2 separate regions of the Homo sapiens genome follow, and region 2 is linked to region 1. The links are chromatin loops, found by intact Hi-C in ENCODE. Cell type or tissue: breast epithelium. All regions are shown on one strand. Links, peaks and the distances in the headings refer to the core of each region. The heading gives the core; the rest is flanking DNA.

Evidence for each region. A loop is a pair of places that touch in the nucleus more often than their neighbours do. Peaks named below come from ENCODE experiments on the same cell type or tissue, not always from the same donor. Only the 100,000 strongest peaks of a DNase experiment are listed, where the experiment ranks them.
Region 2: a loop joins it to region 1, with 8 times the contacts of the local background. A loop is called at or near these places in 6 of 110 quality-filtered maps.

What each region holds. Positions count from the first base shown.
Region 1 is chr2:217,514,674-217,521,313 of GRCh38, reverse strand. All of the region lies in intron 2 of DIRC3 (disrupted in renal carcinoma 3), which reads left to right. Among named protein-coding and RNA genes, the nearest start is that of DIRC3-AS1, 240 kb to the right of the region's middle. In breast epithelium, for the core only: no CTCF peak of the experiment used is centred there; no DNase peak of the experiment used is centred there.
Region 2 is chr2:217,430,404-217,437,043 of GRCh38, reverse strand. DIRC3 (disrupted in renal carcinoma 3) reads left to right here. Exons shown (of 13, transcript NR_186301.1): 4 at 2,928-3,096; 5 at 4,023-4,121. Among named protein-coding and RNA genes, the nearest start is that of DIRC3-AS1, 150 kb to the right of the region's middle. In breast epithelium, for the core only: no CTCF peak of the experiment used is centred there; DNase peaks (open chromatin) are centred at 2,723 and 5,353; H3K27ac peaks cover 2,393 bases.

The DNA.
Region 1 (6,640 bases), core at 846-5,845:
GTTGCCACTCAGGGCTTCCTGAGTTCCCAGCTGAACCAATTCATCAACTAATCTGGATATGCCAGATTAAACACCATAAAAAATCTACCAGTTAGTGGATATTTTACTTAGTCCCCATATGAGCAGAAAGCCAGTTCATTCAACCTAGAAGTGAAATGAGATCTTAACTGACTCTCACCAGGAGATCCAATGGCATGACCTTGTAGTTACTCATCTGTATGGAGGTCTGTTGAGCTTTCCAGCATTTGTAATCTGCATTGATCATTTGTGCCCACACACGCACACATGGATGTATGCACGCATACACACCAAAAGGATAGATTCCATTGATAAAGCTTAGTAGTTTTGGTTAATTGAAGCGTTTGATTTTCTTCACAAGGAAGGGGCTTGGAGTCAGGAACTTGTGCCTCTGTATCTCCACACAGCCACTGAGAATATGGTCCACATATGGTGACAAACTGAAGAGCCGCTGGTTACCTCGTTGACTCAGTCTTCTTGCCTTTGCCCCTAGGGCAGACTGCAGCCTCTAAGAAGGATGTTACAGGAAAAACAACAGCTTACCCAGCTCCCCTCAAACCCTCCTTCTAGAATTTACTCCCTTTTTCCAGATTTCAATACCCTTGGGACTGAGTCAATTCCCTGAAAAGCAAGTATTAGAAAGCAAATTTGCCAAATGATCAATTTACCTATTTACTAATGTGCAAGTTGACCAAATTGAATCCTTTATAAGATTTGACTAGAGTGCTTAGTCATTTTGCCAGGAATCTTTTGACGAATTTAACAGGAATGTCTTATTTTTGTTTCTAATAATGTGACACAAAGAAACATATTTTATCATTATTAACAACATTTCAACATTTCACATGGTAATTTTTCATATTATGACAATATGTATGAGGAACTGTTTTGGCTGATGGCTATTTCTGATTTTCTTTGTAGGTTTTGAAATACTGATTTTAATATAATTTAATTTAAAACTGATTTATTTAGTTTTCAAATTTAAATGTAAACTTTTGATTTTCTGTATATTTAAATAATTACTTTAAATTTAGATTTAATTTAAAATTCTAATATGCTTCCAATGATTTTGGATTTAAATATAAAATTATATTTAAATGTTGAATTGTCAGAAATACATAATTAAGGAAGATAACCTGTATAAGGAGTTGATGTACACTACTAAAAAGGGCTTAATGGTTTAAAAAATGGGCAATAACATTTAAATACAATAAAAAGCAGAAGTAGCTTAAAAAAAAACTCGGTTACCTGCAAAATACACCTGCAGAAATGTGTTGATACATAGCATTTATATGTAGTGATTGGAATCTGCAGACTTTATTGATATTATCAGAAATAAGTCATAGTTTGCAACAAAGGTGAAATTATTCCTTTTTGGTAAATCAGCTAAGCAACTAGAGATCCTTTTAAAAAACTCAATTTTGTGTTTTTCTGCCATTTTTTTCTTTGCATTTCTAGCATTCTGCTGTCAATTTCTCATATAGTCAATCTACCTTGGTTTATTATTTCTAGTCATTGATAGCCACATTTAAAAATGTGATATGGGGCCGGGCACTGTGGCTCATGCCTTTAATCCCAGCACTTTGGGAGGCTGAGGTGGGTGGATCATGAAGTCAGGAGATCGAGACCATCCTGGCCAACATGGTGAAACCCAGTCTCTACTAAAAATACAAAAATTAGCTGAGTGTGGTGGTGTGTGCTTGTAATCCCAGCTACTTGGGAGGCTGAGGCATGAGAATTGCTTGAACCCAGGAGGCAGAGGTTGCAGTGAGCTGAGATCGTGCCACTGCACTCCAGCCTGGCGACAGAGTGAGACTCTGTCTTGGAAAAAAAAAAAAGTGATATGGTTGCTCCTGCTGTTTCTAAGTTGATTCTTCCTTGACTATAGTGGACCAGGACTAGTGTGGGAAATCTTTTCTGGGCATCCTCACACCCCTTCCCGGCCTTGGTTTTATCTTTTCTTTTCAATCCTTTCTATAAACTGAAGAAAGCAAATTTCTGCAAAGTAAATTTTCAATAAACTTTGAAACTAAAATAAATTAACTTTAAAAGCACTCAAATAAAGCAGAATTGTAAATAACATTAATTTTAAATATAAGTTAAAATTTAATTCTAGACTCAAGATAGAAATCAGAATTAGGTAGAAGAAAATTTCCAGTAAAAAATTAGAATGCTCCAAAAAGATTTTCATTCAATGCAGAGCATCAAGTGGATAAATATTTTCATTAAACATTATGACATATGAATTTGGTAATGTGAGTGTACTGGTCATTTGGCAAATTGATCTTTCTAAGAACTGACTCCCTGGGCATTAGCTTTCAGTAAATTGACTTTTCAGGGAATTAGCTTTTGTACCAATTGGGCATTCATCAAAATGATTTTCACTGAATTGGCAGATTTCATCCATTTCATCCTCTCCTTTTGAGTTCTCTGGAATCTCCTATATTCCCACCAAGTCCTTGTGAATCTTTAGCTAACTTGGTTTCCCCAGGGGTGCAGATTTATATTCAGAACATTTAATGGCGAAGTCTTTAGGAAATAGAGGAAAAATTTATGTCATTTCTTTGAGGCCAAAGGCTTTTGGGGACTTGTTTGCTTTTTGGGCTTCTTTTATAGCTTTTTGGGTCTTCTTTGGCTAGAGACTAAGTGTTTTAAAAGGGTCCCAGTGAGATAGTTTTGACATCCTTGTCCTCTCCCTGCTCTACTTTGAGAAACACTGGATGGCTAAATGGAATCCCATCTATGCAGAGGAAAAATTAAGGCCCCTAATTTAGTTCTGGAGTTTGAAGATATCTTAAGATCATTTAATGCATGGTTTCTCAACCTCAGTACTGTTGACATTTTGGGCCTGTTGGACTTTTTATTGTGAGGGGCTGTCTTGTGCATTGTGAGGGTGTTTAGCTGCACCCCTGGCTGTACCCACTAGATACAGTATCACTCCCCAATTCATAACAATCAAACATGTCTCCAGATGTTGCCATATGTCCCTGGGACACAAAACCACCCCTGGTTGAGAATCACTGACCCACTCTCCCATCCAATCCAGAATTTTCCTTTAGCTTATCCACCATATGTGCTCTGACTGCTGCAGGGGCCTGACAATGCACCTCCTCCTTTCCAGCCTGTTTCCTGATATAGTCTAATCCCCATTTCATAGATGTTTCAGGAGAACAAAATAGCCATGTGTATAAAATGTCTGGCCTTTTGTTGTGCTTGATAACTGTATTCATTATATTGATCCCAAATCCCCCATCTTTAACTTTTCCTCCTTTGTCTAACACCTGAGTGCCATGCAGACTGTGTGCTCTTTGGATCTCCTGACAGCTTTGAATTCAGCCATTGAAGGCAGCTATCCCATCCTCATTTCTTCTCAGCAGACCAGGCTCCATAAACCTCGATTCCTTTTCAGTTCAGAGACAACACTTTTCAATTTAAGAGGAGATTGATCGCTGAGTTAGCGTGGAGCTGGGAAGAAATGAGATTTTAAGGTTAACACCTCGATGGGGGAGACGGAACTCCTAAAAAGTCCTTGCTAGAAAGAACTGCTCCTTCAGAGGTTGCAGCAATCACTGCAGAGAGGCTGGATGCTAAAAAGAAACCAAACTCCAAGAACATACGTTTCTGCAATGACACCCTAATCTGGCGCCCCATGAGGGGCAGGCTAGGAGACTGAGGCCACACTGCCCTTGACATCTCACTCTCACCAGTTGCCCATTTGGAAATAGTTCCTGACACTTTCCAGGAAGTATAAATGAGTCATGAGCCCTTGAACACAGAGATTTAAGAAGCCACCTGAACCCTCAGAACAGCCAGCGTTTGCTGAGTAGTTTTAAAAAAGCACTGGGTCTTACATTTAAGTCTTTAACCCATTTTGAGTTGATTTTTGTATGTGGTGAGAGATAGGGGTCTCGTTTCATTCTTCTACATGTAGATATTCAGTTTTACTAGAATAAAAGAGATGATTCTTTCCCCAATGTTTGTTCTTGGTGCCTTTGTCAAAAATCAGTTGGCTGTAAATGCCTGGATATATTTCTGGGTTCTGTATTCTATTCCATTGGTCTTTGTATCTGTTTTTATGCCAGTACCATGCTGGTTTGGTTTCTATAGTTTTTTAGTAGATATTGAAGTCAAGTGGTGTGATGCCTCCAGCTTTATTCTTTTTGCTTAAGGTTACATTGGCTATCCAGGGTCTTTTGTGGTTCCACACTAATCTTAGGATTTTTTTTTCTATTTCTATGAAGAAATCATTGGTATTTTGATAGGGAGTGAATTGAATTTGTAGCTCGCTTTGAGTAGTACAGACATTTTAACCCTATTAATTTTTCCAATGCATGAACACAGGATATCTTTCTATTTATTTGTGTCCTTTTTTTCTTTTTCTTTTTTTTTTTTTTTGGAGATGGAGCCTCGCTCTGTCGCCCAGGCTGGAGTGCAGTGGCGCAATCTCAGCTCACTGCAAGCTCCACCTCCCGGGTTCATGCCATTCTCCTGCCTCAGCCTCCTGAGTAGCTGGGACTGCAGGTGCCTGCCATCACGCCTGGCTAATTTTTTTGTATTTTTAGTAGATACAGGTTTTCACTGTGTTAGCCAGGATGATCTTGATCTCCTGACCTCATGATCCGCCCGCCTCGGCCTCCCAAAGTGCTGGGATTACAGGCGTGAGCCACCGTGCCTGGCCGTGTCCTTTTTTTTCATCAATATTTTATAGTTTCATTGTAGAGGTCTTTCACTTCCTGGGTTAAATTTATTCCTACTCTTTTTTTTGGTAGCTGTTGCAAATAAGATTGTTTTCTTAATTTTTTTTTTGGATAGTTTGCTGTTGGGGTTTAGAAACACTGTTGATTTTTGTGTGTTGACTTTGTATCCTGAAACTTTGATAAGTCTTTGAGGTGACAGATATGCTAATTACTCTGATTTTATCATTACACAATGTATACATGTATCAAAACATACTGTACCCCATAAATATATATGACTATTATATGTCAATTAAAAACAAAATAAAACTTTAAAAAATTTTGAAAACATAAAAGGAGGCTTGGTGTCAGGATGCCACCAGATATTCCTGTGGGGAGACTTTCTACATCCCTCCTTGCAGAGGCCAAAAGCTGAGCTGACCTCATATGCTCCCATATGAAAGCTGAATTGCTCTTGTCAATTTCATGCCTGGAATATGCAGGCCTCAGGAACTGCTGTCTTGTGTAAGGGGAGGAATTGTGAGTCAAAGTGCCAGGGATCCATCTAGCTGGTGCCAGAAAGATCCCCCAGCAGAGATGGCAGGCCTTATTTCTCCTTGGATCACGGAGGAGAAATTGGGTTGAAATGGCTCAAGTTTGAGAGGATGGTCTCCCAAAGTCCCACTAGAAGCAGACTGAGGTCATGGACGATGTTAAGACTTGTACAAGAGGCGGTCCTACCTCCTGTCCCCTGAGACAGGAGAGCCTGCCAGCCAAGGGGGTTAGACTTGATTGTTTACACACAGGGACCCTGAGTCTGGCCTAAGGCTCCCTGGAATTTACTCTTAGGCGGTCTCTTGATTTATAAGTCTAAATCACATTAAGTACCATTGTGAATCACCAGTGCCTGTCCCTGGCAAGGTTTTGAAGATAAGAGCTCCAAAATGGGAGGCTTCTCTGAGCCCAGGGAAGAACAGAACTGTTTTCTAAGTCTACGAAAAAGCATTAAACTGCTTTTTGGGCATCTCTGGGAGGTGTGGAGGAGAAGAGGGGATTTTCCAAGGTTTCTTCTTGCTATGATCTGACTTGAGGCACGAAGAAAGAGGAAAGATAAAAAAGGGTAAAGCCTATTGCAGTTTGGAGGTTCCCTATCAGGAATAGTTACTACTCCCTGTGGAAGGTCTTTGTTGTACTGGACACTCTTGAAACAAATGTGACCTTAATCTTTCCAGAAGTATTGAGTCTTTGGCTGGAAAGAATGTCCACCTGGGTTCTCTAGTTCAGTCTCCTGACTAAACTGCAATACTGTTAAGAAACTTCTCCTCAAGAGCCATTGGGTTTCAAGGGTCTTTAGACTTTGCAGGCGGGTATCTCATAACCTCAGATTAAGTCAGAGAGCCAAAGGAACTTGGAGATCAGTCAGCCCAATGTGGTCATTCTGAAGTTAGAAACCCTGAGGACTGGAGAAGTGATGTGACTTGCCTAAAACTACACATCAATTAGTGTCAGGGTCGGGACCATGATCCAGAAGTCTTTCCTCCTAGTCCCGAGCCATTTCAGAGACTCCTGTCATTCTCTCTAGTTCTACCAAACCTGTGTTTGCTGGGGATGTTTAATTGCTTTTGCAGTTTTCACTTTTTTTCCCTCTTCTAAACAGCTATCTTTATCCATGAGGGTGATAATGAGCCATGGGGAACAGTAATATCTATATTTTCCCCTTTTCCTTTAATAACATTTACTGAATTATTCATTATTAATGGTTAGTAATTCATTGTTGAATTATTAACATGTATTGAATTATATTTATTAATTTATTCACTCAACAGTAATCACTGAATATTTATTGAGCATCTTTTATGTGCTAGGGATGGTGCTAAAAGCTCAATGTCTATTACCACATTTCATCCTCAAAGTCACTCTAAGGTGTAGCTACTCTTTGTATCTCT
Region 2 (6,640 bases), core at 490-5,489, 84 kb after region 1:
GTGTGTGCATTTACCCAGATTTTTAAAAAGCTTTCTATTTACCTTTTCTATTTAGCACATACCCTCTTCCATACTTAAAACTCCACACCTTCTACCACAGCTTTTAGAGTGATAGCACTGGGTTACAATACATGTTTTCGCAGGAATTGAGCATTTAAAGAGGTACTAAAGTGAACATGAAGAATTTAAATTCTAGGTAAACAGCTCTCAAAAGCTCTCTCTTCTTTGTGCTTTCCCTGATTATGATATCTGATATTTATTCTTATGACAGAGGACAAACTAAACTGTGTATCACAGTCACCGATTGATTCACTCTGCACCACTGGTCCCCAGTGGCATTTGGGGGCAATGTGATGTCTTTTTCTTAACTCAGGGCCCTCTTAGTCCCTCCTTGTCCCTCTCTGGAGCACTTATGAATTCTTAGGTCCACTGTTCAGCCCGGGCAGGCCATGGAGTGCAAGCAGTGCTGCTGGAGGCTTGCCTAGCTGGTCACTTTCCTGCTCCACCGCTAAAGTTTCCGCCCTCACTCAGGCCATGCTGAACATGGCTCTGTGTGGGGCTCTTCCAAGATGCTCCCAGTCTCCCCTAAGCTGTGTTTGGGAAACAGTGTCGCTGGTCTCCTCCTCCAAATATTCTCAGGTTCCTTCCATATCTAGTTGGAAATGTTCACTATGCCTCCTTCTGATCTTGGGGTTCACCTCGGGAGTGGGGAGATTAGGACATGTAAGTCACATCTCTCTGCTGTATTTCTGTCTTTCTCTCCTGCTCACAGCCCCCTTGGGATACACAGATAGGTTCCCTTTCCGCTCTGGTCTTCAGAGTAGGGTGTGTGTACAACATTCCTTTATTTTCTTCCCACCTGGCAAGTGATTTGCCCGTCCCTATTTCCTGAGACATGAAGGCAAATAGGGTGCAAGGAATGAGAACTTGTTTTCACAGATAAGTGAACATGACCTTTGAAGTGGTTAGAAAAACACAGCAATCACACTAGCATACATAGACCCTTGAGGCTGGCTGGGAGCCCTGTACAAAAAATAAAAATAATAAATAATAAAGGCTGCTTTCTGGCTGAGAAGGGAAGGGAAGAGTGAGGATTGTCAACAGTATGGGGGTAACAACTCCACAGGTTCTGCAAGTTTTTCTCTCTGAAAAAGAGGACTCTTGACTTTTCCTGCTTTGCTTTTAATTTCAAAACAGCACACATACTTTCATCTCCCACAGGATGTTCCTAGGAGCAATAACGCCAGGGATGAATTTCTTCCCATCACATGAGCAGGATGGCACAATGAAGATGCCCCCGGGAAAGACCCTCCTATTTTTTTCTAATTCAGAAAAAGCAGAAGAATAATATGATACACATATCCCCTGCTCATATTTAAAATGTTCACTTTTTGTCACTTAGGCTTCAGATAGTATATCTCACAGTTAAAATTGAAAACCATTTTGTTCCTCCTCTCCATCCTAGTCTTGCTTCTTTCTCTCCAGCGATGACCACTGTCAGTAATTTGATATATACTATTCCGGTCCATGTTTTTATTAGCTCATTACAGATTTTATATATCAGATAATAGATGGTATTGCTTTGTAGTTGTAAAATTTTGGCTGAATAATACACTGCATGAATTGTTTTGCAATTTGTTTCCAGTAAACAATATGTTTTTGAACTGTATATTTTCTTGCATATAGATACAATCCCTTCCTTTTTTTTTTTTTTTTTTTTCCTGAGATGGAGCCTCGCTCTGTCGCCCAGGCTGGAGTGCAGTGGCATGATCTCAGCTCACTGCAACATCTGCCTCCCAGGTTCAAGCAATTCTCCTGCCTCAACCTCCTGAGTTGCTGGGACTACAGGCACACGTCACCATGCCAGGCTAATTTTTGTATTTTTAGTAGAGACGGGGTTTCACCATGTTGGCCAGGCTGGTCTTGAACTTCTGGCCTCAGGTGATCCTCCCGCCTTGGTGTCCCAGAGTGCCGGGATTACAGGTATGAGCCACCACAACTGGCCAGTCCCTTCATTTTAAACTGCATTTAAGTACTCAGTTTGTGAATACAAATATCTATTAATTCCTCACTAAAAAATATTCGTTTTTCAATCTTTTCTCCCAGGGTTTTATTTTTAATAATAGGAACAATTGGCTCTACCTAATACTTCAATTTCAGCCCAAAATTGGCCAGAAGACATCGTTGCCTTAGAGCAGCCTGTCTTCCAGTTGACACTGAACTGCTGTCGACCGGAAGATGGTTGAGAGTCCACATGTGCCCCCAAATAGTTGCAGACTGTGTGTGCAGGGCCTGATTCTGTTCTCTTCTCTGGAAAATGGGATCGTAACTGTTTCTATCTTCTTGGGCTGTATGAGGGATTGGTGGTGTGGAGCTTGTACCACAGTGTCAAGCAGACACCCCTGTTCATGCTAATACATACAGTATTTAATGCCTGGTATAGACCTAGACCCCTGACTCCCTGGCCAGTTGTTTTTCAAAGACACTCCCTGCCTGTGTTACCACTGTTGGTAAGACCATGTCTCAAAGAGTTAATCATCTGGAAGACAGAAATCTAACCACAAGAGGCAGAGGCAGTAGGCTGTAGAGTTAAGTGGCAGGCTCACAACCCCAAGTGCTGTCAGTACTCACAGCTTCTTCACGCCAGCAGCTGTCTGTACTCTGGATTGTTTTGAGCGTGTCTTTGCAGGGCTTGCTTGTGCCTGCCAAGTTCAGCTGCCTGCAGAAGCACAGCTCAGAGCCGTCCCTATAGGCCTAGTCCTTGCACAGGTCTGGCCAATCAGAGCTCTGTTACCAGGCAGAGCCTCTCTCTCCAGCTCTGGTCACTGTCAGCCTAGCTGTCCAGGCACCCTTCTGCAATTTTCGTTTGAATTGATTTTTTTAAAAGCACCTGATATACACTTTTCTTCTTATTCTTCTCCTTCTAGTCCTCTATTCAAGGCCCTACCACAGAGACACACAGGAACGGAACTCAGAATCACAAACAAAGAAACTTTGATCCAAGAAAGAAAATGATCTTTAAAAAGACCCTCGTTTCATGCTGGCCGATGCTGAGAAAATCTGCTCTGAAGGATATTTGGAGACACTGATTAAAAGGTAGTACCATCACCACATATTTAACTTCCCCCTCTTTTTCCTCTGCTTCTAGGAGTAGAGAAACCAACAAAACCAACCGGAGAGAGATGGTTTCAAACAATCTGTCCCCCACCCCACCACTATTCACACCTTTCACAAGGGCCCAGCCACAAAGCCAGTGCAACATGACATCAATCATCAGCAAAGTGGAGGTGACAGACCCTGCCTTTCCCCTCTTATGGCATATTTGCTCATCTTCTCTCTTCCCCACTCCTCTCTGATAAGAGAAAGGACGAAAGCAAGGCAAGCGCATTCCTGAGCGGGAGCTGCAAGCGCCCAGGCTCATGACTACTGAGGAGCACACTGGAAGGGGAGAAAAGGAGGGGGGAAGATTGAGGGACCAAGATGGCGGGATAAAATGCTGTGGATGGAAGGGCAAGTTCTCCTGGGGTAGGAAGTATGAGGGGTCAGGGAGTTTGGGATGCCAAAGAACAGGAGAAGATTGAAAGTTTAATAAGCAACCTTGACATATGCTATGGCACATCCTAAAATGTTAGAAGAGATGTGAGTACAGGTTGGAATACCGGTATACCCATGCTGTTTTGAATTCAGTAATGCTTTGATACTGAGACATGCCCCACAGCTTTCTAAGCATTACACTTACTTATACTGCATTTTTAAAGCAGTTTTATAAGAACATATGTAAGTAGATCAGTACCATTAAAATGGGGTTAATTTTTTTTCCAAGTCACAATGGTGTAGGGCAGGTTGTGGTGGGAGGATTAATTATCTAGAAATCTGGCTAAAGCTAATTATGAAACTGTTATTGCTAAGAGAAAGGGGGAATTAGGCAGAAAGCCAGTCTACCTTGCTTCAAATGGATTTTCTCTAGATATCTGATCCTCTCAGTCTCTTCCTTAACCTCTCCTTCTCTTCCCCCTTTCTAGATGGTTGTCCCAGTGGAGGGGGATTCTTCGTGTTACGTAGATAGGAAGCACGATGCAAAAGTGTTGAAGCAGGAGTGTAAAGAATAATTAAAACACCTGGTGAGTTCTAATTTTATTTTTGAAGAACATAGCTTCTAAACAAGTGTAAAATACAAGCCATGGCCCTAAAAGCCAGGGTCTAATGAGTTAAAAAATGTCGTGGTTCCCATATCTTAAAGTTTTGCAACTCCTCCCCCTACCCCAAACAAAAAGAATCCTTTTAGGAATGAATATTTCATGTGTTAAAGTGACATTTTTTATATTAGGATTTTTTAAAGGTTCCTAATAATCTTTTTCTTAGTCTAAATTCAGGCAAACTTAATACTTTTGATTTTAAAAAGTAAACAGCAGTAAGATCTCATTTTTAGAAAGTTATGCCTATCAGTATACATTGAGAGATCACAGGAACAATTCTTACGTAAAAGTAACAAGAGTGGTCTTAATGATGGAATACTGGAGTGATTTTTTAAACTTTTTTGTACTTTCCAGCTTGAATAATTTAAAAAACAAAACTATATATTGTTTTATACAGGTAGAACATAAATTTTTTTAAAGGAAAAGAGATTAGGCAATCAGTTGCTTGAGAAGTAATTGAATGCCAAATATTAGGTTGGTGCAAAAGTAATGGTGTTTTTTGCCATTGAAAGGAATGGCAAAAATCGCAAATTACTTTTGCACCAAACTAATACTTTTTCCTGTAGATTTCATGAGGTTTCCTCTGTGTGTGTGTGTGTGTATCTGTGGGGGTGTGTGAGAGAGAGAGAGATAGGGAGAGAGAGAGAAAGAGGGTAGCAGTGCCTCAGTACATCTATTCCCAGGAGACATTTTGTGATATCTGAGTTCTAAGGAATGAGGACCAGACAAAAGGGGCAAAAGCAGTAAGAGGAAAAATGGAGATCAGGAAAACTGGCCATGACTCAGCAAAAACACAGTGACATTTTCAGAAACCCAAAGCCTCAGACATTACAAAGTCGCCCACACCCCTTACTTCTGAAGAGAGTTGTCCTGGCCCTCCCCATTTCAGGTGGGCTCCAGCCTAGGCTGAGTAAGCATTGCGAGCGAGGAGTGAGGAGGCAGGTGGGTGGATTGTCCCTTAAGGTGCAAGGAGGAAACAAGTGCCCTGTCTGTGGCTGATTGAACTGGGGAGGACCAGAGACCGGAAGGTATTCTCAATAGCCAGTATTTCTCAGAAACAGCGGAAGTCTCCCAGACAAAGCAGACGGGTTGGCATCCCTTTCTTGAGAGTCAGTAAGAGGGAAAGGACTGAGGCAGGCCTAGCCAACATACCAGGGACAGTGGTGAAATTTCGAGAATCTGGAGGGTCTGCCAGCTGTGCTTCCCACAGCAGCTTTCAATGCCTGCCCCTGAAAAGCTGGCATATACCTGGCTGCCAAACCATAAAGGGACATACCTAGAGTGAAGGACCAACTGCCCTTAAATTCACTGCCTTGTGCCAGCTCCTAAGTTACTGTAGGGATCTGTGTGGGTCTGGCCCCTCTTCATGGGCCCTGGGACCCTTCAGAAATCTATTCTTGTGCTTGGCATCCCATCTTATCTTCTCCTTGCTCTGCTGTTAGGTGATGGGTGAACCTATCAACACCCTATCTCATGTCACCAAGTACTCAGATTCAAAATTGAAATCCAGTTCCTACTAGATCACTAGCCCTCCTCTTTTACTTCAATTTCTCATAGCCTACAAAGAAAAGAAGAAACAACACATACGAACAAAAGATCAATTAAAAAAAACAGAGGAGAGATTTCCTGGCATTGGGCTGGGGGCACAGCAGGAAATTCTAGCCACACAAACGATTCTCCATGGCCAGAGAGTTATGCATCATGACCCTTGGGTTGAGCAACCCTAATGCAATACCAGGGTGTTAAAGGGCTGGAACTCTCTTGCCCTCTGGTAGGTCAGTTCTTAGCTGTAATATAATTTTACAGATGAAAAATTCCAGAGAGCAGTGACTTGCTCTGTGTTACACAATGAGACATAAATACAACGTACAGCAGCCACATAGGCCTAGTACTAATTATTTGACATCCTAAGACCTTTCCTTTATTGTCTGAAGTGGCTTAGCTGAGATGAATATCCAGCATGTCATTACAGCGGGAAGCCAGGCCAGCAGACTTCATTGTCCTCAATTCTGTCTCAGTTACACTAAGCTTTCCTACCCCATTACCTAAGTTTTGAGATGTAAAGTGGAAAGACACATTTAGTCGACATTGTACCAAGACAGAAGGTAGAAATTCGTCATGCTTGTGCCTCCCAGGTCTCAGGGTGCCTGATCTGTTTTCCTCTCGGCCCAGGCTTATCTTCAGGGCCACTTTCTCTTTCTTTCTTCGACATCAAATATCAACCCAGCCCCTTTGTATATCGCAACAGCGATTTAGTGGACACTCTAGCTGACTGATTTTGTTCCATTACAAAATGAGTTTCCTGCCAGAATAGAGGGGGAGATTATATAGACAGACATACATTTACAAACACAAAAGTAATGTGGAAGGGTGATATGGAGGCACTTTCAAAATGGCAGGACCTGCCTCCAGGCCATGGCAGCTTCTGCCCACAGCCCAGAGAG